3 separate regions of the Homo sapiens genome follow, and regions 2 and 3 are each linked to region 1. Evidence: chromatin loops called from intact Hi-C (ENCODE). Cell type or tissue: IMR-90. All regions are shown on one strand. Each heading gives the region's core, and the rest is flanking DNA. Links, peaks and the distances in the headings are about the cores only.

The links. Peaks named below come from ENCODE experiments on the same cell type or tissue, not always from the same donor. Only the 100,000 strongest peaks of a DNase experiment are listed, where the experiment ranks them.
Region 2: a loop joins it to region 1, with 3.0 times the contacts of the local background. A loop is called at or near these places in 4 of 110 quality-filtered maps.
Region 3: a loop joins it to region 1, with 5 times the contacts of the local background. A loop is called at or near these places in 4 of 110 quality-filtered maps.

Annotation. Positions count from the first base shown.
Region 1 is chr2:207,253,757-207,264,477 of GRCh38, reverse strand. LINC01802 (long intergenic non-protein coding RNA 1802) reads right to left here and starts at 4,033. Exons shown (of 3, transcript NR_146973.1): 1 at 3,911-4,033. It overlaps MYOSLID-AS1 (MYOSLID antisense RNA 1), which reads left to right and starts at 10,162. Exons shown (of 4, transcript NR_110283.1): 1 at 10,162-10,289. In IMR-90, for the core only: a CTCF peak has its summit at 5,575; DNase peaks (open chromatin) are centred at 5,717, 7,367 and 7,827; H3K27ac peaks cover 4,155 bases.
Region 2 is chr2:207,306,636-207,317,356 of GRCh38, reverse strand. No RefSeq gene overlaps it. Among named protein-coding and RNA genes, the nearest start is that of MIR1302-4, 43 kb to the right of the region's middle. RefSeq lists an enhancer at 6,252-7,001. In IMR-90, for the core only: a CTCF peak has its summit at 5,931; DNase peaks (open chromatin) are centred at 5,746, 6,916 and 7,306; H3K27ac peaks cover 2,039 bases.
Region 3 is chr2:207,174,812-207,185,532 of GRCh38, reverse strand. No RefSeq gene overlaps it. Among named protein-coding and RNA genes, the nearest start is that of MIR7845, 14 kb to the right of the region's middle. In IMR-90, for the core only: no CTCF peak of the experiment used is centred there; a DNase peak (open chromatin) is centred at 4,632; H3K27ac peaks cover 594 bases.

The sequences.
Region 1 (10,721 bases), core at 3,404-8,403:
GAGGGCCTTTGGATCCTATCCAGAGTAGCATCTCTGTCTGCCCCACTGGATACAGCTCAGTCTTTGGTCATTGCAGAGATCTTTTCCATTTACTTAGTGTTCTGGGGCTTTAAAGGGAATGTGCACTCATGCTTCTGCCACCATTTCTTGGTTTGCCACCACTGAGGCTAGCTCATCTCTCTCTTGGTCTAGGTTCTTCTGAAAACACAGCCTCAGTCAAGAACTGAATGCAGGTGTTTTATTTGGGAGGTGACCCTAGGAAGCAAAAGTGAGGGCATGGGAAACTGAGGCAGGGGAGGAGGAAAAACTAACACACAGGTGCATGGAGATCTCTGCCGTAGGCATACAGAGTGGGGGTGGAGTGTCGATCCATTGACTCTCAGTGGTTGGAGACAGGAGGAAATTGACTTAACTTCTCTGGCTGTCTGCGTTTTCCCTGTGTGAAGCTCCCAGAGCTTCAGAGAAGCCCTGAGGCGGCAAAACAGAGAACTTTAGTAGCAAGCTTGGGATAGGTGTTGGCAGTGTGGATCTGACTTGAGGGAAGTGGCACCATGCAGGGCATCAAAAGTAACTACTACAGTCTATAATGTGAAAGACCCATCCAGGAAGGACCCGTCCATCCTGGGAGTGCCACAGACTGGGTGCTGCTGCCCTGACCTGAGCTTGGCTTTCTTACCTCTCTTCTGCCCATTCCTTGGACAATGGGAAAATTGCTCCATGATATCAGCCCAAGGATGCCTCTTCTACACTGTTCTTTTCCTCCCTGGCTTTCCTAACACTCACACTCATGGGTTTCCATGTGTGAGCAGTAACTGCAAAACTTACTTCCCTTCTCTTTCCTCCTTTACCTTCTGTCTTTTTTTTTTTTTTTCCTTTTCATAGAGAATGGGGGTCTCACTATATTGTCCAGGCAGGTCTTGAACTCCTGGGCTTAAGCTATCCTCCCGCCTCTGCCTCCCTAAAAGCTGGGATTACAGGCGTGAGCCACCATGCCTGACCTCCTCCTTTACCTTCTAATGGCCTTTCCTTTTCCTTTTCTCTTCCTTACAAAACGTGGTTGTCTCTGACATTCAAGTCCCTAAGGCTCCAATCTTCTTCCTCCCCACATCCCCAGGGATATAATTTGGTCCCCAGTTTCAGCTCTCACAGCTGTGTCACTGCCTCCAGCTGAACATCTCCAGGTAGGTTTTTCTCTCTATTTCTGGCTCTCTGTTTATCCTTACCCATCTCAAAATTACCTGGCTATTATGATGCTAATTCAAGTTTGAGAACCTCCCTTTAAGTGTGAAATCTCCCACAGTGAGTTGGATCCTTCTTTTTTGGTTATCTTTTATTCAGCCCAGATCAATATGTCTAAAAGTGACATTTTAGACATATTGACCCCAGCCCATGCCTTTCTCATGCTTGCCAATGTCCTCTCTGCCCTAAAAAAAGAAAAGAAAACACTCTAACTATCCAACCTATGTGCATGCTACTGTCCATTCATGTCTACATGTGTTCAAATCTGGTACCACATTTAATTCCTCAGTGTCTTTGGTGGTGGCAGTCTACCTGGTATTCATAGGCCACGGCGTGGAGTCAGACTGAGGCAGATCATGAGGTGCATGGCCAAACTCACTAGAGTCTCAATATACAGGGGTGTTGTGAGTCAGAATGCCAATGCTAGAAGGATCACTAACAACTGGCTTGAACAACTCATCACATTAAGATGAAGAAACTGAAGCCCAGAGAGATACAGAGCTTTGACAAAGGACACAGGCCCGGTTCATGCCAGAGTAGGGCCTGGAGTGACCATGTTCTGTCTTCCTTCCCAGAGCCCTTTCTACAATAACATAATTAAACAAGGAGCCTGCATCAGGGACTTTTTGAGACGGAGTTTCACTCTTTTTGCCCAGGCTGGAGTGCAATGGCACTATCTTGGCTCAACGTAACCTCTGCCTCCAGGGTTCAAGTGATTCTCCTGCCTCAGCCTCCCAAGTAGCTGGGATTACAGGTGTGCACCACCATGCTCAGCTAATTTTGTATTTTTAGTAGAAATGGGGTTTCACCTTGTTGGCCAGGCTGTTCTTGAACTCCTGACCTCAGGTGATCCACCCACCTCAGCCTCCCAAAGTGCTTAAATTACAAGCATGAGCCACCACACTGGGCCACGTCAGGGACTTTTTACGTGCAAGCAGAGGGTACCGAGCTCAAACTAGCTCAAACAATAAAGGGAAGTTATTTCATATAAATGAAAAGTTTAGAGGTATCTGGCTTCAGGTGACATTTGAACCAGAAGCTTAAATATGTCAACAAGAACAGGTGGATGGAATGCCTGATTAACCTCACCTAGACCACGTAAGTCCCAGGATCATATGAGAAATTCAAATAGAAATAAGGGATATTGGAAAAGGGGAATGAAGACAATAGATGCGTAACAGGGGCCGACAAAAAAAATCACGACAATATCCAAAAGGGGACAAAGATATGTGATATGAAGTCCAAATGATCCCAGTCATAGCTGGACTATGTCCACTTGATTGAGTACAGTTGGAATGGAGATCTTGCTTTGGGGTTGAAGCCAGAGGGAGCTCTGGGACTTTTTGTTTGACAACTGCCCCTGGATAATTCATACCTGTGCCCTGAACATTCTTCCTACCTGTTCAGAGGGCAGGGCTATATTCTTGGGGTGGCCTGGACTCCACTGGAAAGCCCAGCATGCTGGACAGTTCTGCTATTTTAAGAGCATGTGAGAAGTAGAGGGAGCTGAGACAGCTGCCCAGCTAGGAAGAAGGTCTAGGAGCCAGACCTTCCCCGTGGGCAGCCGTCTTCCTTTGAAAGCTGGTCGGTGGTCAGGACCCTGGTCCCTGTCCTCTGTTCCTCACAGTCGGTAGACTCAAAGCTCTGCTTATTCTTCTTCACAGATGCTGTCTCTTCCTCTACCCACCCATCTCTGCCTCTACTCACCACTGCCATACCTCAGCTCCCGTGTGAATTGCCTTGTGCCTGGGCCGTGGCAAGGGTCTATAAGCTTGCCTCCCAAGCTTGCTCCCCACCTGCCCCCGCACATCCTGTGCCCTGTGCTAGGGAACTCACCCCTGACAACAGTTTTGGCATATCATTCTCCCACTCCAAGCCCCTAATCCAAATTCAAATGTCACCTCCTCTGAGACCCCTTCACTGCAGTGATCATTCCCACTCTGAACCCCAAACGGAATGTCCATCCTGCCCAGTTGGAACTGATCAGGTTTTCCTGCTTTCCATTGTTACAGTTTCAAGCATCTTTGGTCTCTTTACTCTGATGATGTGATCCTGGACGATAGAGATTTACATGTCTAACTATGACTCAGTATACAGCTCTATACCCCATAAGTAGTAGATAAACAAATAATACTAATTCCTTGAGGTTAGCCTCTTTAGCTTCAAATCTTGGCCAATTAAAACTTCCTTATCGTCATATCTTTAAATCTCTAGAAATGTAGGTTTGAATTTTGAAATAGGAAGAAGATAAATGGAAGATATTTTCCCGCCCCATTCTTGCAATTAATTTTCCTTGTCTGCTTGAGTATATACCAGCATTGATATCTACCTCTGACTTAATTTACCAGAAGGTGCTCTAAAAACCTAACCAATGTGCATCTCTACAATTCAAACGGGCATATGGTTCAAAACACCAAATTTGTCATGTCTCTAGTGTGCTGAGCTCAGAGGAGTATTTCAAAAAACAAAACACACACACTCAACATGGGTTGAGGGACAGGACATTTTAAATGAGAGTTTTTAAAGCATCAAAAATATCACAGGTGTGTTCTTTCTTGATGCTTACCCATTTAACTATTCTGTAGTTATGGGACCAAAATTCATCCCATGAGCTCAGCATTCCTGCTCTTGAAAAGGGCTGTGTGGGGCTGGACGGATAGTTAGGACTTACCTGAGCAGGAATAAGTTTTCAATGGTACAGGCAGATGCTTTGGGAATCAGGAAGTGACCTGCTCCTCCTTGAAATGACTCTGGGCTGGGGCAATGGTGACACTGCCACCTCATGGGATCTGGGGTTACCTGGTGGAGGAAAGACGCAGGATGAAGAGAACCAGGTATAACCCTGCCACTTGGAGTTTTTCCTACAACTTGGGCTGGTGAAATGCTGAATCTCAGTTTATGTTCAAAATAAATGAAACCTCATTCTATTACCAAAATAAACTGCTCACATGTGATGTTGATAATGAGACAGCCAGACAGAAGCTGCCTTCATACCAAAACAAGTGAATCAGGTGGTAGGAATAAATGAACAAAGGGCAAGGCATTGTCACTGCCCCTTTCCTTCAGCAGTAGAAAGACTGACTAGAAAATTCATACGTAAAGAAAAAGACCTTTTTTTCTGTTGTTACAACCTGAAACGCCATGGAATTATTTGATAGAGCCTTTTTTGGAGAGAGGGTGTGGGCAGACATGGTAAGGGCAGATCCTGTGTCTGTCTGTGTCAGGGGCAGTATTTGCGTTTGCCAAAATGTTTATGCAGACACAGAGAGGAGGGGACTAAGCTATTTGGCCCTGTGACACCAAAAAATTATAATTGTTGTTATTGGAATGAATTGTGTTATGTGTTAAAGTCCTAACTCCCTGCACCTCGAGATGTGGTTGCATTTAGAAATAGGGTCTTTAAAGAGGGAAAATGAAATGATCTCATATGGGTGGGCCCTAATCCATGGTGTCCATGATATCTGGTGTCCTTGTAAGAAGAAGTTAGGATGTAGACAGACACAGAGGGAAGACCTGTGAAGATGGAAGACCTGTGAAGATGTCACAGGAAGGTGATCATCTGCAAGCCAAAGAGAGACACCCTTAGAAGCAACCACCCCTGCTGACATCTTCATCTTGGGCTTCTAGCCTCCAGAACTGTGAGATAATAAATTTCTGTTGTTTAAGCCACCCAATCTGTGGTCTTTGCAGTCCTAGCAAACCGTAATTGTTAAACAGGAGCAGAGGGAGGCAGACTTACTATGGAGAAACACAATATCGGGGCAGCACTGTGTTTTATTGTGAATGAATAAAGGAAATAATCCATTCATTTCTTCAGCACATACTTTATTTCTGATCTTTAGAGGGTGGCATGTAGCAGCTGGGAGAGGCTCTCCCTTTCATTGTCCCCAGCAGAGAATAGGAAACATGCTGTGTGGGCTTAAAAACTTCTGGCCACCAGCCACTGGCACCCTGTCTCTGGGAAGCAAGGATAAATCTGGTGATCCACTGATCACTGAGCACTTAACAATGATCACTGGAATGATATAACTATTATCTTTTCATATTTCTACCAGACTTAACCTTGCAGGGTCAGTATCATCCCTGAGCTTTAAGTTCTCAGCTTGTATATAACCTTGGATGAAACTGTGAATGTTCAATCTGGATAAAATAATTAATGTCTTTTTATTGCCCCTTTCAGAAACACACAAGGTCCTTGTTGGCCTCATGCATGGAGTATGGACAAGTAGCTCTTTACTTAGCTGGTCTTACAAGCTGCTTTGCAAATGTATCTGGCAGGTGGTGCAGTGCATGGGGGAGGGCCCGCAGTCTGTCCCTGGAGGCTCAGCTGAGTATCTCTGGCTAAAGCATCATCTCAAAGGCTTGAGAAGCCTAAGCTCCAGCCCCCACCCCTTCTTGAGCTGATTTCTCCCTCCTGACTCATGTCTGCTGCCTCATTTGTGTTACTGTGCAAATGTTTAGCCAAGAAGCCATACCAGGCCGAGTGCCTATTTATGACCGCCTCAGGAGTTTACAGTCCAGGCACTGAGGCAGCATTCCATGCCTAGCCTCTGGTCAAATAAGGACAAAGTGAACCACACCTTCCCTTCTTGGCAGTGAAGCAGGGGCAGTTAGAATGCTGTGTGCTGGGTGCAAAAGCCTCCCCCAGGCAGGGCCAATTCTTTCCTAGCTTCCCAATGACCTTGAAGTTGTAGCAACATAAATTAGAAGAAAAGAGTGTAGAATATTTGTGACATGACTCAGGATGCTGGGGGAGAAGAGGGCTGCTTGTTTGGTTCCCTTTCTGGGCTTCTGTAGGAAGTGGATTATGAATTCTCATTGGTCTAAGAGAAAAAGCACTTTTGCCATTGTGCATGTCCTGCTTGTCAGCAGGGAGCCTCGTAGAGAAAAACCCTCGAAGAAGGGCATGTAACAATACAGTCTGAGACACACACATGTGTGCACACACATATGCACATACGCCCAAAAAACAACCCAAAGGAATGCAGACACAGCTACCATCCTGGGAGAACCACCACGGCAGACACCAGCCTCAACGTGAGGATTTGGAAATAAAGGTGGCTGGGGTAGGGTTTCTCGTTTTAAGAGACTGAAAGTGTGCTTGCAATCAACCAGAAAATTTGAATTTGTTCTCTGCAAGCCTTTCCTCTTAGCCTTGTCAGGAAACACAAAAGCTCCCCAGACTCAGCTCCTGGCCAGGAGGAGTTGCAATCCGATGTGGTGGTGGTGGGCTGGGGAGGTGTACAATTGCACATAAAAGCGTTCATTGACAATTCAAGACCAGAAGAATAGCAGGGATAGTCAGCACTGTGGGCAGGGTCTGGTGACCAGATGGGTCAGACCCTTCCAGAAATTCTGAAGTTTTGCTTCTCCATTTGCTTAATAGGTGATAACCTAATGTCTAAGCAGCTAGACCTCCTGTGTGTAAACCCCCAGGGAGCAGGGTGTCTGGTGGAAATAGTGTCAGCCATGACTGTGCCATCCGCTAGCCCTTTCCCGGAGCTCCAGCTCTCTGTAGAATGGGCCTCATGCTACCAGCTCTGTGTACCTGAGGGGGTGGCTAAAAGGAGAAAGCTAACAAAATAAGGGGCAGCATGGTGCTTGGCACACCATAAGTGTTTTACAAGGCATTGGAAGGTGAGAAGGTAAACGATCTTCTGTGTCCTCACAGAGGACCCTATACAATAGCACTCAGCAAATATTTGCATGATCGTGATGGTGTGGGCTTTAAATAAATCCCTCTGGGGTGGGGAGGGAGGATGCTTCTTCATAAGATAAATATTTATAGCTACAGTGAAAGAGCAGAAGGAAAAGGAAATAGGCCATGGGGCTCCCTAGGCTTCCCAGAAATATCTCCGTATCTCTTGGTCCTTTCTTTTGGAGGCGTTTCTTTATGTTCTATCCTCTCCACCCACTGCCCTTCTACCTGCTGCACCCACTGTCTTGTCTTTGGGAAAGTTCCTTCTCCCACTCTCCTTTCTCCACTGTTCCCAGGGGTCTGAGAGTCCCCACTCCCGCCCAGCTTGGTAAGGTGAAAAAGACTTCTCCTGGGGGAGCTGCTCCCCTACACTTTTTAATCAGCTTCCATCCGGTGCTGTCGGTTTCAGAACACACATGCTTTCTCACTGACACACGCGCTTTCACAGCTTGGATAACAAGGCTCTGCCTCCCGCCCTTCCCACCCTCGGCACTGCCTGCTCTCCCCTTCCCCCTGCCACATGCACAGGGTCTTTCTAGAGAACGGCTTTCAGGACCACTAGGGAAGTCCCATGTGTCCTTACAGGCAGTTGAGAGGCCACATAGCTTGCATGTAGCTCAGCCCCTTGCAGGCGGTGTGGCTGCCATGTAAATTGCTTGCGTGTATGTCAGGGGATACATTTGTAAATAACCTTTTTTTAGGGGAGGAGGGTAGAAAAATGAGGAAACAAAGGACAAATGCAGGAAGGTGGTCAGCTCAGGACCACACTTCTTCATTGTTCATTTCCAAATGAGATGGCATAGCTCTGTTAGTCCATAGGGGCTGTGTCTGGCATGAGTCAGCAACCAGTACAATCTACTGCCAGTTGATTAAATTAGCATTTGTTATAAGCCAGAAAGGGAGGGAGGGATGTTGTGTGCAGAGATAGATGGAGAATGAAGAAAATCTTCTTCATGCCTTTTGAATTATTTATGGCCTGGAACTTTACATGCTACAGCCTAACCTGACGTGATAGAGAGAGGCTGGGAAGAACTCTCTCTTCCCTTAAAGTCACAGAGCACATGCTTGGGTCCTTGGGAGGACAGGAGCATGCTAAGAATGATGGACTATAGTGGAAAAAGTGGAGCTCTCTTCATTTTATTATGACCTTGAAAACAGGACTGTTGCATAGAAATCCTGCTGCCATTAGGCACAGGAAGACAGATTTCATAGCAACCTTTTGAGCGATGGACGTGAATGTGTGAACGCATTTCACTTTGATTTTGCCGAGTGGTAACATGGGATGACTGTCAGATCAGTGGACAAAGGATAGGTCTCTTCGATCTTCGCCTCTGGCTTTCAGCCAGATGGGAGAGAAACAAAGACTCCAAAGCTGCTGCTCTCCTTCCCCCACCCTCTCCCTCCTCCCTCCTTTTCTCTCCTCCTGCCTTCACCGCCTTGGATGGAGTCTACTAACTACTAACTGCTCTTACATTTTGGGAAATCTTGTCTAATTGTTCAGGGTGTAAAAATGCAGTGATTTTATCTCAGAAAGGGGCTCTTCCTTTTGGGAGATGTGTGAATCCAGAAGAGAGCAATCTCCATGCCTCAGGGAGTCGGGCAGTGTGTGGATGTGAGTGTGCAAGACACCCAGTGTGCTCCGGCTGGGTACCAGGGCGGCCTGGCGGACATCTTTTGTTCTTGGCTCTTCTGACTGCCGGGAGCAGCAGGACAGCCCACATGCCCGCCCAAAGGAGCTGCCGCTGTTCATCATCAAGATCTGAGGCTTTTATCTGTGAGCCCCAGTGAAGAGGCAAACTGTTGGTGTCCTGCTATCGACTCATAGTCTGCCTCCAAAATAGCTTCAGGATAGGGCTGCTGCTTTTCAGCTGAACTGCTGCCTGTGGACCACCTTGTTATCCAAGGTTCTCACTGAATGGAAGCCGTCCAGAGGCATGTGGCTCTATCCCGAGAGATACAAGAAGAAAGGAGTAAGGGAAGAGTGGCCGAATGAGGGAAAGACAAAAGCAGACTGGCAGATGACAGGGACTAGAGTCAGACAAAGAACTGGGACGTGTGCTTTGGCAAAAAAGCAGGCAGGGCAGTCATTTCCTTGCTTCATCACTGCTAGCTCAATTTACCCATTTTATATACATACAAAATAAACTGTGTCCAAGACTGACCCTGTAGCAAGAACTTGAAATGAGTCATTTCTTCCAATCATTAGTATAAGTCCTACGTTTTTACTAATGCATAAATGAAACAAAGCAGGTGGTGTCTGTTGCAGTCCTGGGAGATACAAATGAGTAAAGGATGAAGACTTACAGATTGACGACGGAAAACAGGATGACAATGTTGAACTTGAGTGTGGGGTTTCCCCAACACCAAGAGGGGATCCATGTACCCCAGGCCATGGGGAAGGGTTTGATTCCTACAGCTCAGATACCATGTTCTGCCCACTTCTCCCTTAGCTACGCAAAGAAGGAAATTGAGGTCATTTTCATAATTTAGGCAAAACTTCCCTTTCCACTTGAATTACTGAGATATTTCGGGCAAACGCAGATTTCAAAAAGAAATTAAATAGCAAAATTTGAGTTTGGGAGCTCATTAACAAGCAGTGAGACTTCCTGTATTGCATCAATTATAAACAATTTGGAGGAAAGAGAGGTTGCTTTTTTCTCTTTTAAAGAAATTATCTGGAAAATTACCCAGGTCTTTGCTTCCTCTTTTTAGATGAGATCTGGACAGGCTGAGTTAAAGACAGTAACCTCATTAGGATGGGTTTAGATGATAAAACCAGAAGAAACCAAGAAGCCCAAACTGCCCTCTGGATTTCCTCCAACTAGCCTTGCCTCTGACGAGTCAGTTCATCTCTCTGCACTAGTATCTTACCACCCCCGCCCCACACACGGAAATGGAGCCAACTTGCTTTGCCACTTTTCTACTTCATAGGAATGCTCTAAAAATTAATATTCACTGTGAAACTAGGAAAGCCACAGAGGAATGATCCTATCTCAATATGAAGCATTATCAGTTTTGTTGTGCCTGCCACTCTCAGTTGGCATTGATACATTGTTCAGAATCTTTCTAAAAACCTCCGTTCTTTTTCCGACCCCAGTGACCGCTAATTGTGGAAAACAATGTACTGGACTATTCAAGAAAGAAATATTTTGCCTGTTCATCGACTCAGCCAATAAGGTTTAAAGTGACTCTGATCATTTTAAGTGGCTCAACGAATGTACCGTATAAGCTATGTACTATTGAAGGAGCTTTAGCCGCTGCAAATCTTATCCTTCCTCCCTCCAGGTTTTCTTCAGTGTCGAAATTGGTATGGAGACGTGGATGGAGATTTGAGTCTTAGGAATTTGGGAAGGTGAGTCATGCTGAGAAGCTATGTGACTTTACTCACTAAATATTTCTAGAATGTCTCCTCACCCTTCCATCCCTAGTCCTCCATCTAAGTCAGGCTCTTATTGTCTCTTGCCTGGATGTTTGAAGCAGTCTTGGGACGGGTCCTCTGGACTCCAATCTTATCTGTTAAGCAACTCTCCTCACTGCTGTTGAGTCTATCCAGAAAGCAGGCTTTATCACGTTGGTGCCATCATTGCCCAGAAAATATAGTCCAAGCTCTCCAGATGGAGGGACTTACATGTTCTCTTAACATCTTAGCTCCCTGTGTCTCTAGCTTCAGCTCCCTCCAGTCCCTGCCTTACAGATTTGTGTTCAACACAAGCAAACTGCATATGCTTCCCCTACTTAGACTGTGCTACTTTTTGCCTTTGGGTCTTTGCTTGTGCTGTTTGCT
Region 2 (10,721 bases), core at 3,463-8,462, 53 kb before region 1:
AACTAATCTTCTTATGAGAAACACAGGAAGATGACCCCAGTTTTAACAGGTCTAGGACTTGAAAATCTGCATTATGGAAGGGTATGGAAACGTGACATTTGATCATGGGAGGTGAGAGGTTCAGTCTAGTAAATAATGGACTAGATACACTGTATGCATAAAATATTGTGTACTTCATCTGTTTGCTCATCAAACGCATAGCAAAAACTACATGTGTGAAAGTTGTCAGAGTCAAAATGGAGTCACTAATGTTAAGAAAACCCTGACAAACAGAGCCAAGGAAGGCCATGAAGAGAGGGGTCTCATGCTTGTATGTTTTATAACAAAAAAGACTCTACAAAACCCACAACCTTGCACAAAGGATTTCCCCAAGGACATCTGCCCAGCCACTTGACCAGTCTGACCAACTTCAGACTAGCATCACCCTGTTATTGATCTTTGTAGACAAGGATAATTATTTCAAAACACTTATGTACTTCTCCTCATTTTTTCCTTTAAAACCCTTTCTTTTTCTTTACTTCCCTTAATACACACATAATTTACTGTGGTATGTGTAATTCCCATTGCAATCAATGCTTTATTCCCAAGTTTAAAGGTCTTTCCTTGTAGACAGCCTTTCTCTGTTTGTTATTTATGTTGACACATGTAAAGAGTAATTATCGCATATTTCCTTTGATGTGATGACCAAGAGTGCAGAGAAAGCACACAGGGCACTGAACAGGGCTTAGAAGCCAGGTTTTAAGACTGGCTTTATTTTTCCTTCACCCTCCAGCCCTCAATTCATGAAGTAGAAACGTGGGTTCCAAGGGCCCAAATTGTTAATAATTTCAGAACTTCACATTAAAAAACTTTCAAAAGTTCTTTATTATGAAAAATTTCAAACATACACAATAGCTGAAAATATATTACAATGATTTACCCATATACTAACTACTTAGATTCAGGAATAGCTAATATTTTACTAACCATTTGGATGTAATACTTCGGATTTAAATACTTCAATATGCATCTTCTAAAAATAAGAGCTTTTTAGTGACCTGCAGTTTGGAGGGTCAGAAGAGTGCCATCCCAGCCACGGCCCTGTTGCCATGGAGCTGCAGACCCAGACGGCCTCAGACTGGGGCTGGGGATGCTGGGGACACTGGTGCTGGGACATGGTTCATATATTTTCTCTTTAATCTTGGGCATTTTGTTTCTCTTTCTGAGAACATAACTTGAAACACTATAGAACCAGTAATTATATAAAAAATATATCTGTGAACACGCTACAGTTTTATATACATTCACAATGTATTTCTGCTGCCTTTTAGATAATTTATTTCACAACACATTATTGCACAGTTGTAAATAACTTAGGCACTGTAATAGCACTTTCAGTTATGTGTAAAGACATATATGAATTTAAAAAATAAAAACATTCTTTAGTATAGTCACTTCTAGGATCATTAACAGTAATTCTCTAATATCATCCAATAAACTCAAATTTCCCCAGTTATCCCCAAAGTATCTTTTATACCTGTTATTTTTCAAACCAAGATTCATTAAGGTCATGGATTCCATTCAGTGTTTCTAGTCACTTTTAATCTAGAATAGACCCCACCCTCTCTCTCTTTTTTTTTTTCTCACAACATTGTGTTTTTTGAGAGACTAGGCCAGCTATTTTGTAGAACATCCCACATTCTAGATGTTTCTTGTTTTATTGGGTCATAGCATTTTTCTTTATCCCTTAGGCTTGGTCCAATTTGGGTTGAACATCCTTCAAAAGTGATGCTGTACACTCATATTGCATCACATTAGGAGGTATATAATGTTAGAATGCTCTACTATTAATGATGCTGATTTTTAATTTGTTTAATTTCAGTATTTCCATAAAAAAAGTTAGTATTTTGGATAGTAGAGAGCTATTTTGTACTAAAATTAAGGTGATTTGCAGTGTGCAAAATAGTTACAGGCAACAGTTTGCAGGAATAGTCTAAAATGATGACTCATTATTCATTATTCTACCATTGAGGGGAGAGACACAGCTGAATGTTAAAGGGACTTAAGAAATAGTTAAGGTCAGATTACCTCTCCCCAGGAGGATAAGATGATTCCCATGTGGCCCAGATCCTGGTAGGTACTTTGAGAACACAGGTTTCAGGCCTGGGTGACGGTGTGTAAAAGGCTTAAGATGGTGTCGGTGAAGTTCAGCCACCAGCCCCCACTGCTTCTTCCCTAAATTTTAGGAAACCCTCCAGGCTATTAGGCAAATAGTTATACAGCTCAAGTGGAAATTCTAGCCCTACTGCTTGTGCTGCTTTTATTTCAAGTGCAACGACTACACATTTATCTATTTGATTTAAAAAATTGGTCCCTGCTTTAAAAAGCCTCTGGGCACAGGAACAGTAAAATTATTCAATAAAATACTTAAATCAATTGATACCACCATGTTTAAAAACACAGTCTATCACCAAGGGACAGAAAATGCCATGCCTAGTGTGAGATTCTTTTTGGCTACACAAATTTTAAAAGGCAGGTTTTACACTGGATTTTAAACATATGTAAGCCTGGGTCTGGTTGAACTAGTGAAGACAGATGGCATGATTGAAGAGACACCCTTCTCCTGATTTGGGTGGGCAGGTGGGTGGCTAGCAGCACTGTTGAAATTATCATCCAGGCTAACCTGCATCCCTTGTTCACTGTGCGCTAGGCACTCTTACTAGGCTAAAAGACTTATAATACCGACGTCATTTAATTATCACAACAAACCTGTGAGGTAGGTATGACTGTTATCCCCATTTTACAGGAGAAAAAAACCAAGGCACAAACAGAGGCACAAAAAGGTCAAGCCAACTGTCTAATGTCACACTAGCTGGTTTATGATAAACCTGGGATTTGAACCCACGCACTTTGGTTCTAGAGCCTGTGCTTTTGCTTTTAATTTTTGCATTTCCATTCTAAACTGACTACAGTCATTCATTTGGTAACATATTTAATGAATTATATACATGATATGTTTATGTTTGTGTATGTATCTTACTATGTGCCTGGCATTTTATTCAGCTGAGCTCTGGAATGCAATCAAAGTCCAGAACACATGTGGCTCCTCAGTTCAGGCTGAACCCAATTCCAGTTGACCCCAATTCAGGTTGACCCCTAATTGTATGGGTCTTGGATTTGTAGATAAACCTGATGAAGGGGCCACATGTCAACAAGTTATGTAATTGCTGACAGAGGCATTTCAGGCTGGGAAATCTTTTCATTCTTTCCATTACATGGGTTCTGTGCTATTAACATTTAATGACATGTTGGAGGTGCGTTAAAATTTATCACTGTGTAGACGATACAAGAATGGCCCCAAGGAAGCTGATGTTATAAAAGCAGACTGATGGAGGGAGAATCAAAAGATAAGGAGGTAACTTGAAAAGTATCTTCCATATGGATTGCTCATATTAGCTGCATTCTCTCAAGGATAGAAACTAAATACAGCAAGCAAAAAACCCCACTTTAACAGAATCCATTTAGAGATCCTATTTTGGATATAAGGATTTTTTATGAGGAGATGAAGTGGCTTGTTTCAGAGAGGTACTGTTTCAACAGTAACAGTGGAAACAAGGAAGGCTTCATTTGTGCAGTCTAGTTGAAAGCTCATCAAACTTATACAAGTGCAGAGACTATGAGATGGAAAGACAGTTGCATTTCAAAGAAGACCAATAAAACAACATCACTTTTCATTGTTTGCAGCTTTATAGTTTCTAAACCACTTTCTCATGCTGTATCAAATCTATCTCGCATGCATCCTCTCTTCCTCGTGGGATTCTCTCATCTGCCTGAGAGTCTCTCATCCTTCCCTGTCCCCTGCTTGCGCTGAAGTTGCTTGTTCTGAAGTAGCTGTCACTTTTGAAGCCAAAGGGTTTTGGGTGGGGCTGCAGGGTTTCACCACTCATGGTCAATCTGGAGACTCTGTCTCTTCCAGACACTCCCAGGCTTGGGTGAAATGTCATACTAAAGGACAGAGGAGTTGATTTCAGGGGAGACTGGGGAGACATGGGTAAAGATAAGGCAATATGGAAGCGTGGGGCGGTAAAATCTCCAATGGGTGAATATTGACCAATGTTCTGTTCTCTCTTGATACATTGCTTCAGGGTAGAGTTTCTCCATGTAAGATGTCCTGTGTGGTCCAATGGATGCTCTTGTCAAGTGACCAATGTGTCCCTTTGTGGCTTCACACGAAGCAGTAGTCAATGTAGGAGCCCACCCGTGTTTTATTTCTTCTCATTCTTTCTGTTTTTTTTTCTTTCCCTTTTCCCTCATTCCCAATGCCTAGGGATTGTACCTCCTACTTAAAGCACCAGCACTTGATCCCTGCCTCAGGCTCTGTTTTCTAGGAAATTGAGTCTATACATATTTTATTTCAAACTCTTGCCAACATTTTGACTCAGGCAGGTATTTTTGTTGTTGTTGTTATTGATCATATTTTAGAGATGAAAAAGCTAAGGCCCAGAGAGTTTAAGCGACTAGCCCAAGACTACATTCATTCATTCATTACTTCATTTATTTAGCAGACATTTTTCAAACACTGTCTGTGTGCCAGGCACTGTTCTATGTGCTGGTGGTGACTAAGAGAGACAAGGTTATGCCTTCATGAAACTTAAATATGAATTGGTGGAGACAGATGGTACATAAGTAAATACATCAATCAACAAATTAGGGCAGTGGTAAATTATATTATTCTATTCTATACAACAGGGTTTTGTGTTAGAAAGTGGAGGGAAGGCAAGGAGAGCTAATTTATAATGTGATCAGGACAAGCATTTCTGAAGAGGTGACACATGAGCTGACGCCAGGGCTAGGTTAGAACTTCTAGAGGCTCTAAAAACTCATAGTTCCCCATCCCTGCTTGTGTATTGTAATTCGAATAGAAACAGTACCATGTTGTGTAATGAAGTCCAACATAGAAGGTGCCTGGTAAATATCTGCTAAATGAATGAATTAATGAACAAATGACAGATTCTTATTTTCCCCATGATGACTACTTGGATTTTAAAAATATATATCAAATTTCAAATTCTCCTCCCAACCCCCCAAAAAAACCTTTTTCTGGGAGAGTGTTCCCTATTGAGTAATGCAGTATTTGTTAAGGGTGAAATGATTAGCAGACTACAGACACTTTTAGGACATTGTAGGCAGAGGGAACAGCATGTACAAAGACAATGAAGTATGAACCAGCCTGAGTGACTTAAAGGAACAGAAAGATAGGCTGATGTGTCTGGGGAGTAGCAAGTGAGAGGGAGAGAGGTGTGAGATGGGGTAAGAGAGATGGCAAAAGCCAGATGATACAATCTTGAATTCCATGATGAGGGGTTAGGATTTTATTTTAAGGGCAATAGGGAGCCATAGGAAGATTTTTAGCAGGTGAGCGACATGATGAAAGTGATTGCTAAGTGGTAATTCTAAGTCTAGAACTCAAACCTCTGACTCCTGGACCTAAGTATTTCTATACTAAGCAGGTGTCAGAATTGGAACCAGGGGCTAAAGTCTGAGGCTCCCACTCCTGTGATAGAGTGAAGCCTAGCTTCATAGTCGTGTCTTGTAATATGAGGCCTTCAGATGACGCAACAATATGTCTCCAACTGTACCCTGTTTCCTGGCAATAGATAGTATGAGACAGACTCATGAAAGCACATCTGCTCAATTGGGCCTGTGTTGTTCCATCTATAGACTGGGACTGATGTAACCTCTCACCCATATAGGGAGGTGGTGGAGTGGTGACTCACAGGTCATCAGGACAGGAAGCATGTGATGTTGGGACTGCTGAGAATCACCAGTGGTTCTCATCAGTCTGAATACTCCAGTCGTCAGAACAGCAACATCTATCCTGTCATTAAAGAAGTGAACATTATGGAGAAAGTGCTTCATCCAGTGTAAGAGGGCTATGTGGTTATGTGCAGTAACAAGGGAAAGGCCAGCAGGAGTCTCATGGTTTTAAACATCATCCAGAAAAATGGCAGGGAAAGACTGGTAACCACCATCTGATGAGTAAAGTTTTATTCTGTTACTGTTTGTTGCTTTTGCCTGAAAAGGATGGAGGATTTTCTTAAATGGGACACCTTTGCGAAGAATTCTGAGATTCTCAATAAATGGGCACGTCAGTGCATATGTCGGGGGTCACTATTCTGAGGAGGATTCAGGACTTATCCATAGGCTTGAAGCTTTTCTCTCCCTTTCCCTCCCAACTTCCATTTTCTTAAAAGAGAACTCCAGTCTGGAGACACAAGCTCCTGTTTTCTCAGCGATGCCTCTCTCCAGGGAGGAGAGTGGGACCAGGCAGTTCTTGAGGCCTTTGGTAATTCATGCACCTTGTGCTTTTGCACCGTAAGTGCACGAATTCCCAACACTGACACAGCCATCCCCTTAACTCCCTAGCCTGTACCCCAGAGCAGCTGTGCTTTCTTCTGGCTCTGCAGATATCAATTCCTAAATAGGATGCCTTGAGGACATCAGAGAGACTGCCCCCTCCAGCTGATCACTTATGTGACATTTTGATGTTATTAATGTGTGTTCATCTGCTCCCTTCCTTCTCCCAAAAGGAGACAGGGAGAGAAACATTATTGAATAGAAATGCGGGGACCCACGGAGTGAGCATGCAGGAGGGGGAAGGGAGAGAGGAAATTTAAACTGGAGAGAGGTTGATGGAGCTGAGGGACGTGGAGAGGACTCCAAGGGGAGTGGGTAAACGACAGTTTGTGCATCACAAATCACACCTTCTCTCGAGTCCAACTGTTTCACCATCCTGCCCCCACCAGCCCGGCGCCTCTTAGCAATTCCCCGGCTGTCAGCTCTCTACCTGCTTGGCTCTGGCTGCTCTGCTCAGAGCTGCTCCCCTGGGCCTCCCTGGCTTGTCAGTGGGCTGCGTCAGCATCACGCCACACTGTCTCCCGTTGGCCCGGTGATCAACGCCTGACGGGCCGGCCCTCTCTCCCCTCTCAGCTGGGGCCAATGGGAGTCAGGGGAAGGTTTTGGTTACAAACGAAAATAAAATAAATAAGTCATACTCCTGCACTCAGGAGTCTGGGAAGAACGTCTTCATGGCCTCATAAATAATCTTTCCTTTTAAATCTGTCCTTCTTCTTCTAGATGTGCCTCCCACCCGCCCTCCACCCCGGCCCCCTTGGGCTGCCCCTTACAGTGCAGGGAATACAAAATGAGAGGCTTAGATTTAGACTTGGTGTTGGTAATAGCACCTCCCACAAAGGCATTTGTACCGTGTGTGTGTGTGTGTGTGTGTGTGTGTGTGTGTGTGTGTGTGTGCGCGCGCGCGCGCACGCAGGAGCACATGCACAGAAGCCAGCAAGATAGAATTCATGACAGTGTTATACTGATCCCACCCTGACTCATGGTCTTCTGACTTTTGCAACAAGTCACCCAGCCCCCTCCCAGGTTACCCCTCGACCCTGTCTTCCTACCCCAAAGCTCTCAGTTTATTTATTTCTTCCCATTACAGGGAAGCTTAAATGTGGGGATTAAATGGACTACCCTATTTTAAGATGCCTAGAAGTTTTTCTTAAAATCCATATCTATATCTCTCTTTATTGGACATTTAATTAAAGTTCATTCACTTTGAATCTTCTGCTTAAGACATTGTCCTCTTTTTCAAAACATATACCTTAAGGTAGGGGGTGTTATTAATCTCGTACCTTGAATGTGAATAAAAGTGCTTGAAAATTGGACCTCAGAGGGTCAGGAGAGATGGCCAGAACTCCTGAAGACCCCGTGGTTGTGGGGAGGAGGGGTGCATGCTAGAGAAAGTCTAGGGGGCTTTGCTGGATTGCCTAGGGTTGCCCAGGAGCTTTCCTAAGCATGATTCATCTTGGTCATCAGGCGGGTGTCCTCTGAGCAGATGCCGTGGTGGCATGAGGAGACAACCATGGGCACAGGGGCCAAAGAGTTAGAGGGGAGCTGGGGAGGAGAAGCATTGAGAAATTAATGCTCAGTGCACGAGAGGCCCCCAAAGTGGTCAGTTTTTTCTTGAAAAGTCTTCATTTTAGACCAGGGTGGGCAACCTTCCTTGGCCACTCCTCCCACACTCCCTTCCTTGCCTCACTCCAATGCACACTGCATGAAGAGAGTGGGAGTTTGCCCTCTATTGACTGCGTCCAGAGAGGGTCATCTGACCAGTCTTCTGGTCTGTTAAGGGGTCCAGGTGCCTGGTGTGCTACGTGAGGTTAAGAAGAAAGAAGAGAATGTGAAAAGATTAGATTTTTGGAAATGTTGCCCAACTTCTGCCAGATGGGAACATTGAAGGCACTACATGGCCATGGGCTTTCCTCTGAGAAATGCCAAGATGGAGCCATGTTGGTTCAGAAGGACAGACAGGCAAGATATCTGCTGCCATTTAATCATTATCTAGGAAGATTTCACAGTGTTCAGAGCCACACACATTTTTATCTCTTTGATCTCTTTCTAACTGCTTCCTCTGCATGGTTGCCATGCTGAGGCAGTGGTGAAGTTTTTATAGACTGTACTTTTGGTGGGTGGAGTAGCTTCCAGATTGGGTTGTGGTACAAGATGCAGAAGACTTCATCGCAGAGCCTCTGCATAGAGGTGGATTTGCCATGAGGCTAGTGCATTTTAAGCTTCAGGGCCTTTCACTTCCATGGGCTCTGTCCATGGCTCTGAAGCTGGCCAAAGAATAATCACACTTGAGGATACATTTTGCCCTTGGGAGGAAAGACTCCAGGAAGAGATCTAGGTAGGCTCTGTTTCACCAATAAATTCCAGGGTCCTGTGTACTTGGAGTGAGATCAAGAAGTAGGGGGCATGGGTTTTGAGCAGACATGTCTCCTAGCCCTGCAGATTTCTTGCCCTGTGCAGAGAGACACCAAGGGCAGAGGAGCAGAATGTATTCCTGTGAAGTACAGGTTCCCTCTTGCCTGGATGGTTCTGATGGTATCCCGATACGATGTCTGAGATTAGGAGTATGTGGGTATACAGGGAATAACAATATTTCAAATAGAGCCAGAAGTTAGCTTTTGGAAAATTATTCCACATCTTACACTTCATATGTATAAAAGAAATTTGATAAGTTCCCCAAGATTTGACAACTATCCTAATAGTTTACATGAGAATGACTTCTGGAACTAAAAAAAATAAAAAATTTTTTCTAAACCGTCAATAATAGAAGGTGAATTTTGGTCAATGATGCTAGAGGAAAGACTGAATTGCTTTTGAGTTTTTCCTATAGGAAAGAATTTACAAAATCCTTGTCATGTGAAGAAGTTACTAAAGAGCATGCAGCAAAGATTGTAGAGGAACAAGTATTATAGGCATGTGAGGATGTTAATTAATAAAAACATTACTTTTTTGGTATTTGTGATGTATTTGATATTTTCCCACCTTATTATTTTATATTTAGAGACAGTGTCTTGCTCTTTTGCACAGGTTGGAGTGCAGTGGTGCCATCATAGCTCACTGCAGCCTCAAACTCCTGGGCTCAAGTGATCTTCCTGCCTCAGCCTCCTGAGTAGCTGGGACTACAGGTGCAAGCCACCATGCCCAACTCATGTCCATTTAAAAAATTAATTACATTTTATTTCCTCATTCTAAATAAATATTCTCTTTTTGTACCCAATTTATATTTTTAGCTTAGCATTGTTTTCCCTCAGAGAAGCTTTGAAGTTTTATAAACTTCAAGTCCCATAACACCTGTACCTGCCCCTGACACCCTAATCCTTTTTGGGTAACAGTATTCAATGGCCTTCATTTCCTAGCCTGGCAATGAGAGAAAATTTTTGTAATGACTTCATATCCTCAGCAGGTTGGGTCACATAGGCTGAGCCCAAGTTTAAAAATGTTTATGAGACCTGGGATGTTTAACAAACTTGCAAAGCTCCATGATCTTGAATAAGTCACTCAACATTGTAGATTTTAGATTCTTCATCTGTGAAGTAAGAGGGTCAACAAAATGTATTCTAGTTGGCTCTCCGCCACTAATATCCTATGCTTTTTCCACTGAAACAGAATCTGGCATTGGTAATCAGTGGTGGAGGAATACCCCAATATAAGCTGAGAACTGTAGGTATCAGTTATCATCCATACTGACAACTAGATCCCCAGATTATGTCTTTCCTAAGCAGCATCCAGTCCCACAACTTCTTCCCATATTTTACTTCAATATAGGTGCAGCTTACAATTTACGTGACATACATGTTTCTGTAGAGTCATATTTTTCTGATTCAGAATATGTAATGAAGGTACTAGGGAAGCATTTAAGAAAAAAAACTCTATCATGAATTTCTTATTGGCAAATGTAAGAAAATATGACCTTAAAAAGCATTATTCAAGTGGGTTCCATCTACACAAAGATATTCACGTCACTCATGTAATTTCTTAAAATTCATATATTCAGACTCATGGAATGTGAAGTCACATTAGCCTCAGGCAAAAGTGACAACTAGGAAGGCTGGTTTAGATCTTAGAATGGGGACAATGAGTAAAGGTGGAGAGATTTGAGGTCTGGAAGTTGAGTGTATGGGTTGAAAAGGGCTTGCTTGTACCAAAATGTCTGGGTGATACCAAACTGAATGGGGGCTCTTGGAATGTGTCTCAGATGCCACACTTACTCCTACTTTGGCTACAAGACCTTCTGGCATCAGAAATATGGCCAAGACATTTCCACACATTATTATACATGGGTCTGCTTTTACATATTGTGTATAATATGTTCAAGAACCCGTAAGTAT
Region 3 (10,721 bases), core at 2,407-7,406, 78 kb after region 1:
TCTTCAGGCAGCGTCTAGGAAAGTTCTGAAATTCACTCTGATTGGCTGCCCATCTCTGAATCAACCACGTAACCCAAGGAAATAGGAACTGCTGATGGGTCAGGGTCGGTTCACATGCTTCATACCTGGAGCTGAGAAGACATCAACTCCATCCTGGAGCTCATGGGCTGTGACTAGAGCAGACGGAGTTCTCAGAGGAAAGTCAGAGTACAGTTATCAAAGCAAGCAGTTACAGATGCTAGATGACCAAAATCCAATAACTGCCCAGTAAAAATATTATACTAAAATCTAGGAACATGTGGCTGATGGACAGTCATTACCAGGAAAAAAAAGTTGTTAGGTCTAAATGTAAAAATTGAGGCAAAGAAAGTGCCCGAGCTAGAATTAGAACCCTGACTACCTGAATATTAGATCGGTTAGTGCCACTTCTACCCTACCGCTGCTGAGGGGGGAGGTGAACAGTCTCTCAGGTTGCAGACAGTGGATGGTTTCCCTCCCTCTATCTTCTCATTTCATGGTGGAGCTGAATCATCCTATGTTCTACATGCTGACAGTGGAAGGTTATGACCATACCCATATCCTGTTGTCTCTGAGTCTCCTGTGGTGCAGAGATCCCTGAGACTTGTAGAACAGAACCTGAGTGGAAAGTGGGAGGGGGATTGGGGGTGGTTCCCACGAATCAAGCAGCAACCTGGAGACAAGGAACACCTGCAACCTCAGCAGTGGATCAGAACGGCTGACTGAGCAATGGACATACTGTGCATCTTTCATTAGTGCTGAGACCAACTTCTAGCTTGGAGTCCCATGAAAGGGAAACTTAGCCCTAACACCACAACAAGGAGCACAGTGTCAAGTGGGGACATTGCAGCAGAGTTGCCGCAAAGACTCTGAAGTGCTATGGGAAGGGATATTTCCTAGGAGGGGTTAAAGGGATTCTCCTTAAGAAGGGGGCTGGGGGAATCTGAGTAAGAGGTGGGGGAAAGCAGCCAAAGCATGATACTTAGTCATAGCATCACAAGAATTTGACTCAGAGTTCCTACAAGGTTGTCCTAAAATGCCCTGGTTCAGGTGGGTCAGCTTTGAAAGCACCCAAATTACCCCGTTTTCTGTACTATGTTTAAAGGCAATTTGAAAGAAAGACCCCTAATTTGGAAACATGTGCTAAGGCTAAATCACTTTTTCAACTGAAAATTCTTTTTTATGTATTGTTACACTCCATTTTCTGTCTTGTGTTTTTTGTTGTTGTTGTTATTTGTTTCTTTTTTCTTTTTCTTTCTTTTTTTTTTTTTTTTGAGACAGAGTCTCGCTCTGTCCCCAGGCTAGAGTGTAGTGGCGCGATCTAGGCTCACTGCCACCTCTGCCTCCCAGGTTCAAGCAATTCTCTTGCCTCAGCCTCCTGAGTAGCTGGGATTATAGGCGCCCACCACCACACCCAGCGACTTTTTGTATTTTTAGTAGAGATGGGGTTTCGTCATGTTGGCCAGGCTGCTCTTGAACTCCTGACCTCAGGTGATCTGCCTCCCTCGGCCTCCCAAAGTGCTGGGATTACAGGCGTGAGCCACCGCACCCCAGCCCATTTCCTGAATTTCAGGGGGAGTGAATTAATTCTAATATAGAGAGTGGGTAAAAGGACCAATTTTTTCATTACTATTTGACTTCATATCATCTTGCTTTGCAATGCCCTGGTTTTTACATCTATAAATCAGAAATGATAAGCAACCTGCTTTATAGGAATGCAATGAAGATAAGGAGATACAATATAAAAATATACATTGAGTCAGAAAGACAGATAACACTATTTAAACCAGTGTATTCTTATAATCCTCATTATTACTAAGAATGATGTTAACAGTTATGATAAAAAGTCAACATGCAGAAAGAAGAGAATAAAGTAATTTCTAGTTTGGGCCAAGATGTACTCTGTAGACATGAATTTTTAAAAGATGAGTGGTTAACACTTAGCATTTGATTCTGTGCTTGTTATAAGTGAGCAACTGAGAATTTCTATCTTTTGGAGAGAGAGAGAGAGAGAGAGAGAGAGTGTGTGTGTGTGTGTGTGTGTGTGTGTGTGTGTGTGTGTTATACAGGGAACAAGCATTATTTTGCATTTGAGGTCAAAACTGGAGAAATCAGGGAGACGTCAAGTTTTGTTCATTAACTTTCATACCTTTCTAACAACAGCCCCCAGATTAAACCAATCTTCTACTGTCAAATTTGGGGACATTTTCTTTAGTGGATGGTCATAAATCTTGAGGGGAATATTGCTCACTTCTTTTAAGAATTAATGGTGATTCCTAGGTGGGAGTATGGAGTCATGTATCATACCCTGAAGCATTATGTTTTTCCCAGCAGAGATGCTCAATAGAAGTCTGGAAGCTTTTGCGGCTGCCAGCAATTTCATGGTTACTGTCCGAAGCAGAAAGGGCACATCATCAAATTCTTCCTTCTAATGCAATTTTGCCTTCCTGGAATTTGTACTATTTTTCTTACATGGATAGGGAATTTTTTTTGAGAGTGCACAGTCATGTTAAAGTAAATACCCTGGAGAAATACTTTCAATTAAAATTCAGAAGTTTTAAAATCCAGGCTAGAAAGGATTTCCCTGACCTACAAAACCTAATAAGATATTTTTTCTTTCCATTTTCTCCCTCCTCATTCCCCTAAGTGTGTGGAGCTGTCCTGCTTTCTTACCTGGTGGCCCCATTTAGCTTTGCCTTCTAGACATTTAAGTCAGAAAATGGCTTTAAAGAATGTTTTGAGAAAACTTGACATACTGATCTACTCTCAACTCAATGATTTTCTTTTTTTTGAGTGGAAAAGAGAAAGAAACCACAGAAGCAAAGCAATAATAAAATCTTTTAGTCAAGTAAGAAAAATTTGACCAGGAGATACAGAGATAGTATTTGTGGTGATTGAGGCAGTTAATACCAGAAAAGTTTAGAAAGCAGAGATTTTGAGGCCCGAAGGGAGGGGAGTCAAACAGGCAGCAAGTCGACGTGGAGCAAGATAGTCTTATGTTGGAGAGTGGCCCTCTCCTCTGTGGGGCCTGGGCCTGGCATTTCATCTCTCGGTTGGGCTATGAATGCCTAGGTTGCAGAATTTCTTAGTGAGTTTTGCACATTATATATGCAACACACCTATGCAATATGAGTACAGTGCCTCAAACCTAGGTACTCAGTTATTTAGAGTTACCATTGTAAAATATTAAATGCCTGGGTATGAAAGAATGAAAATCTCTTCCTCTCTCAATGTGTTCTCGGGATTATGGCTTTAAAAAATAGCTGTTCAACTAAAACTAATTAAAACTTCCAGGTTAGAACCTAGAAGCAGACATACAACGACTAAAATGAGTGCAAGAGGATAATGGTGTCCATTAGAGATTATTCTTACTCAGAGGCAGGGCTAGGACTAGGGAGAGGCAAGAGAAGCATCCAGGGTGAACACTTAAGAGGCACCCAGCTTCAGGGCCTGCAGGCACTAAGCCTGAGCTTGCACAACACTGAGAGTGCGACTCCATGCCCTACCCTAGGCCCTGTCCTGTTCAAAGGACATCCTACCTGGCTCATTGGCAGGATATCTTGCCCCGTCCCCAATGGTTTCTTTCACACTCGCAATACCTGGAGACAAAACAGCCACCATTGTCAGACTTCTTTGACTTTCCAAACAAACTCCAGAAAGATCATTACAGGACCCAGCATGAGAAGGGAAACCGAGGTGCATTGAAAGCAATAAAATTTAACCGCAGAGATGATTTCATGTTCAATCATCAAAATACACAGAGGGACTTGCTAAAATGTCCACCGTTGAGGGTAACAACCCATGACCTTATTCTTTCTCACACCAGCCTTAGTATATATAAATGCTAAGAATAGCAAACAGGATCTTTTTTATTGGCTTTTCAAGAACAACATTGGGGCCTGGAAGACACCAGTCACCTTCAAAAACAAGCAACAATAGGAAGCTTGAAGCTGTTGGTGCACAGCTTTCAACATACACACTTTTTAAAAAATAATTTCAACTTAAAAATTTTAGATTTAGGAGGTACATGTGTGGGTTTGTTACATGGGTATATTGCATGATGCTGAGGTTTGCGGTACGATTGATCCCATCACCCAGGTACTGAGCATAGTTGCCAATTGGTGGTTGTTTTTAACCCTTGTTCCACTCCCTTCCTCTCCATTCGAGTAGTCCCTACTGACTATTGTTGCCCTCTTTAGTCTATGAGCAGCCAATGTTTAGCTCCCCCTTATAAGTGAGAACATGTGGTATTTGGTTTTCTGTTCCTGCATTAACTTGCTTAGGATAGTGGCCTCCAGCAGCATCTATGTTGTTGTAAAAGACATGATTGCATTCTTTTTATGGCTGTATAGTATTTCACAGTGAACATATTTTTCTTAGACATTGTTTTCAAAACATTTCATTGCTTGATTTGCTCAACCCCATTCTCCATCTAAATCATTTGTAAACATAGCCTGATAATTACTTTGGATTAATTGGTATTATTTGATAAAATCATACAAAGCTAGATTTTTGAGAATGGTAATATGTTAGGAATGTGTTTGGCTATGAGTAACAGAAAACCCAACTACATGACTTTTAGCATAGGGGTTTATTTTTCTTATGTAACAAGATATCCAGACTCAGGCAGTTTCTGGTATAGGTTCAGTTCCTTAGTTCTCTGGGTCATTCTCTCATAATAATGACATGGCTGGGTAGCTCCAACTACTGAGGCAGTATATAAGGCAGAGAGAAGGAGGGGCAGTGGAAGGAAGGCACACCATGGTTGTCCCCTTTTACAAAGAAAGCAAAAGCTTCCCCAGCAACCCATACCAGCCCCCCTCATTATGGGTTGAGTGTTGTCCTCTCCAAAGCCAGATATGTTTTTCCCAACCTCCAGTACCTCTGAATCAGCATAGTTTTTGTTCTTTGTGAATCTGAACTTACTTGGAGATAGGTCTTTACAGAGGTAATCAAATTAAAAGGGTGACGGTCATTGGGGTGGACCCTAACCCAATATAAAAAAGGGAAATGTGGACACAGAGACATGCATACTAGGAGAGAACCATGTGAATGAGAAGCATGCATCTACAAGCCAGGGAGAGAGGCCTGGAGTAGATCCTTCCCTCAGAGCCAAGCTTACAAACATCTTGATTTCAGACTTCTAGCCTCCAGAACTATGGGACAATACATTGCCTTTCCAGAAGCCACCCAGGTTTTGGTACTTTGCAATGGCAGCCCCAGAAAACTAATGCATACCAGAAGACTTGTTTTCATACATTATTAGCCAGAACTGTGCCCCTGGCTTCCCTGACTACAAGGGAGGCCAGGCAAGTATATATTTAACTGAACATATTTCAATCAGAGCATTAGGATTCTGGTAGCAAAGAAAAAAAGTGGGGGAAGGGCGTAAATAATCAAGAGCATTTTCCACCAGGGAGAAAACGCTTGCACTTAATGAGTGGCCACAGGATGGGTAGCTCTCCCTCCAACACTAATCAGATTTGAAGTAACAGCATGTTGGGGATAAAGTTAGGCAGTAGAAAGAGTGCAAGGGGTTTGGGGACTAGCACTCACTTTGCCGCAACTTCCTACGTGGTTTCACACAAGTTGCTTTAACCTCCAAGCCTCAGCTTTTTTAATCTGATAAATGGGATTAATAATCTATGCTCTTAGCATTTTAATAGAGCTTTTTTTTTTTTTTTTTTTTTTTTTTCCAGACGGAGTCTCACTCTGTCACCAGGCTGGAGTGCAGTGGCACGATCTCGGCTCACTGCAACCTCCACCTCCTGGATTCAAGCAGTTCTCCTGCCTCAGCCTCCCGAGTAGCTGAGACTACAGGCACGCATCACCATACCCAGCTAATTTTTGTATTTTTAGTAGAGACGGGGTTTCATCATGTTAGCCACGACAGTCTCGATCTCTTGACCTCGTAATCCACCTGCCTTGGCCTCTCAAAGTGCTGGGATTACAGATGTGAGCCACCGTGCCCGGCCAATTTTTATTATTTTTGGTTTTTTTTTTTTTTTTTTTTTTTTTTTTTGAGATGGAGTCTCACTCTGTTGCCCAGGCTGGAGTGCAGTGGCACAGTCTTGGCTCACTGCAACCTCCGCCTCCCAGGTTCAAGTGATTCTCCTGCCTCAGCCTCATGAGTAGCTGGGACTATATGTGCCTGCCACCACGCCCAGCTAATTTTTGTATTTTTAGTAGAGATGGGGTTTCACCATATTGGCCAGGCTGGTCTCAAACTCCTGACGTTGTGATCCTCCCACCTTGGCTTCCAAAAGTGCTGGGATTACAGGAGGGCAGTTTTTAAAAGGGTTTATCATTCTAGTGTTGTCTATCTACACTGCCCTCTGAGATCTGATGGGGTAAAGCAAAGGATACCAACTAAGCTTGCAGGCTTTGGAGTCACCTCACCTGTTCCTATCACTTAGATGTTGTGTGGTCCAGGATCAGTTACTTAACATCTCTGTGCCACAGTTTTCTTATATGTGTATAATAGGTATATGATTAGTAGCTAAATGAGACAGTTGTGAGCATGAAATAATATATGTAAAGCATTCAGAACAGTGCCTGGCACATAGCAAACTTTATATATGTTAGCTGTTATTATCAGGCCTATCCAATTTATAAGTGATATGGAATCGAGAAGGATAGCAAATGTTTTAGACCATAAAATCAAGAATCTAAAAAAGATTTTGACAGAAAGGAAATGAGCCAAATATAAAAAGATGAAGTTTAATAAGTACACATAAAGGTCCTGTCTTGGGGTAAAATAGCAAGAATGAGGGAGGCCTATAGGTTTTTAGTTTATTATAAATTTAATATAAGTTAACCATGAGATGCACTTACAAAACAAAATTAGATTTAGGTTGCCTTGATAGAAACACAGTATTGGAAACAAAGGAAAATAGAACCCAACTCTGTCTCTGCACTGGTTGGACCACACTTGAAATAATAGATTTCCTTCTAGTATTCCTCACAGCAGCCCCTGAAAATTGATAATTGCCTTCACGTTCTTTAAGGGCTGGTATATGAAAAAGAAAAGAGATGTATTTTGGGGATGCTACAGAAGACAGAACATCCCCAATATGAATAAAGTAGAGGTCTGCTGGACTACAGCTCAGTCTTAGATGACTATGAGCCACCTGGAAATGGAATGGCCTCCTTCAGGTGGGTTGCATGGGGGCCCCTGCTCACCTAAATGCTTAAGCCATAGCTGGTGGGATAATTCGTGGTGAAGGATGTTGCCAAGCAGACCAACAAGTAGGCATCCCTACTGCTTTGAGGAAGGGGTAGGTACTCCCACAGAAGTCACATGTTGGTTGCCCATTGGCCAAATTTGGTCTGCTATTGTGTAGTTTTTGTTCTATGTGAAATATTTTTTTTTTCTTGTATATCTGGATTCCTTGTCAAAATTTAAAAATCAGGAGATTTCACACAAAAAAAATTCTTTTTCTTTTTTTTTGCTTTCTTTGAAAGATAAGATGATCTAGCAGCACATGGTGGATCTGTATTGTCACAGATGGCTGGAGTTGAGCAGTAGCCATCACCTTTAAATGGAATGTGCGTCCTCCAATTATCCAACATCCTCACCTGGCCCACCTTACTCATTGAGGTTACCTGTCTGGTCCATAAGCATTTGAGTTTGTGATTCACATGCCGGTCTCTAGGGGCTTCCCTTACCCTGAGGGTCTAGACATTTCCTTAGTTTTGTCCTGCAAACATTAGGAGAAATTAGTTAAATCTGTGGAAGTGTGGGTAAAATTCAGATACATGTAGAGACTGGGGATGTGTTACAGAATAACTGCAAGTTTTAGAAAACACTGACATAGCAAATGTTTAAAGCTAAGTCTACATTAAGGAGCAAAAAACATTAAAAAATTTTATTTGAATTTTGGTTGCAATCTACATGTTCTAAATATATATGGTTCTTGCTGATATCTCCCTAATCTTTGAACCCGTTCCATTCTTCATAAGTCATCATGGATCCTTGCATTGTATTTATTGATGGATGGATGGACAAATGGATAGAAATCATGCAGGAAGGATGGAGAACATAGAGAAAAATGTAACCAAATGAGTACTATTGTTTCTTTCTGTGACATATGATCATGTAATAAGTGTGTATTAAGTATTCTGTGTCAAGCATGGTGCCAGGTTTTAGGGGATGCAAAAAAGGAGTAAAAAACACAGACATGTTCTGAGGACCTTGTTACTTTTGCCCTTATTGTTAGTTTCAGCTTAAAAGTTAGGACTCTAAAATTTGAAATCCAGGCTCATTGGGTTCAAATCCAGGCTGTACTCCTTCTGTGCTCTGTAATTTTGAGCAATTTACTTAACCGCTTAATAAAATAAGGATGATGCCAATAATATCTATTTCCTGATGTTGTTTGGAGGATTAAATGAGAGAATCATGTAAGAGCATTTAGTACAGCACTCAGCACTTAGTGAGCATTCAATAAATTATTCTAAACTAGCTTCCTTCAATACCTGCAGAAGGAACATCAAAATGAGAAAAGAAGGTTCATTTGTGTGGACACACAGACACACACACACACACACACACACCCTCACTCAAAACTGGTCTTACTTTCACACTTCTTTTCCCTTTCCTCCTTCTCCCCTTTATCTGCTGCCTCCTCCACCTCTTTTCTCTATGACTTCAAAGTTAATTTTTTTAACAATTTATCATCAACTTTTTAAACATATAGCAATGTTGAAAATTTTTTCCAGTAAATAACCATAAATAGGTGAGATTCTGTGCTCTAGGGGCATTGATTCACACTAAGCAAAGTTACAAGGAGCTAGAATAACAATGTATATCTACTATATTTCTTTCTCCCTTATCCTCTGGTATTTGACTTCTGTCTTTTATTTAATACTTTTTTTTTGTATTGTAGTTCCTGTATTTTATTGTATTTGTTCATACTTCCTCTCTGGAATAAAAGAAATAAGAAACAAGTATGTAAATAAATAAAAATAGATACTATGTGTTTACAAAGGGAAATCTCATATAAGTCAGTTCATTCAAAAGAGGAAATCACAGATCAGAAGGTTGCTATGGTAAAGACAAATCAAAAAGGGGAAATTCTAGGTTGTCAAATACTTAGTAAAGCTACTAAAGTAGATCTGTTTCCATTCTAAATTATCTTTAAAGGTCACTTAGGACAACAGTTACCCCAGGGCAGTGTGGAAGAAAGTTATATTTAACCAGTCCTTACTCTTTAGCTTTCCTTTGGCTAATGCTGTTACTAGTTCACAAAAAGGCCTGTTATTATATCACCTTTTGAAATGTTACAATATTCAAGATTATAGTTTCCCTTAAAATGTGATAAATGTAACAGTAACTGTTTCTTAATAGATTGAGAAGTGCCTTAAATTCTGAAAAATATATTACTCTAAATCCCTCTGTAAAGTGGGTTCTTTGAGAACATCTCATATTCTTTGGGTAGATTTTGGTAATTTTAATTATGAAAATTTTTCTACGTGCGTTAGAACTTCTATATTCTTTCAAGCACATTTGATATCATTTGAGCTAATATCATCTGCTCCTGTTTAGGCCAAGCTGACAGAATCCAGCACGAACAATATGGTGTCCAAACAATACTATAGAAAGCAATATTATTTTAAAATTTTATTAAAGATATTTTGTATGTTCTTTAATAAATTGTTTTTTAAAATAATAGTTTTGAACATGTAGAAAGGACAAAACAAAAGAGGATTGCTTTAACATGAATATTCCTCAAAGATTGAAAATTGATATCACAGAAAAGGAAAGGATTGGGGCTTATATGTGGCACAACGAGAGCTGGGTGGAATTTCCCATTTGGACAAATTGGGTAAGAGGAGTAAGCCTCTCTGAGTTATGCTACCTTTTGGTCTTCATCAAATGAGATTGCACTGGCTTCCCAAATAATGACCAAAGGGAGGCAGAGCAGCTAAGGGCATACCTTCCACGATGCCCAGTTTGGGAGAAGCCAAAATGAAATGACACAGTATAAAGCATGACCACATTTGCTTCAAACAATCTTTGAGCATTGCAAAGCGGGAGGAGAAGAGAGTTAGGGGAATTGTGAAGCATTCTGAGAGGGGCATTGAAGCATTATTTCTCCCATTTAGATGGCACAAATGGAGGAATTTTTTTTTTTTTTTTTTTTTTTTTTTTTTTGAGGCGGAGTCTCGCTCTGTCGCCCAGGCTGGAGTACACTGGTGCGATCTCGGCTCACTGCAAGCTCCGCCTCCCGGGTTCATGCCATTCTCCTGCCTCAGCCTCCGGAGTAGCTGGGACTACAGGCGCCCGCCACCACGCCCGGCTACTTTTTTTGCATTTTTTAGTAGAGACGGGGTTTCACCGTGTCAGCCAGGATGGTCTCGATCTCCTGATCTCGTGATCTGCCTGCCTCGGCCTCCCAAAGTGCTGGGACTACAGGCGTGAGCCACCGCGGCCGGCCCAAATGGAGGATTTTAAAGCATGTGATAACTTACTCCTGAGAAGAGCAGGGACCAGCATTAAAAACTATGACTCAGCTGAGTTTTCAAAGCACTCAAGTAAGCATCCTTCTGGTAAAGGAAATTTAGTCAGATTCAAATGAGAGACTAGTCAGAAAAAAAGCAAAACAAAACAAAACCTGCTTCTGACATTATTAATTTTCCAAACTATCTAGATCTATCATATACATAAAAACTCATCATTGAGCACTTGTGGAATAGGTATCTCT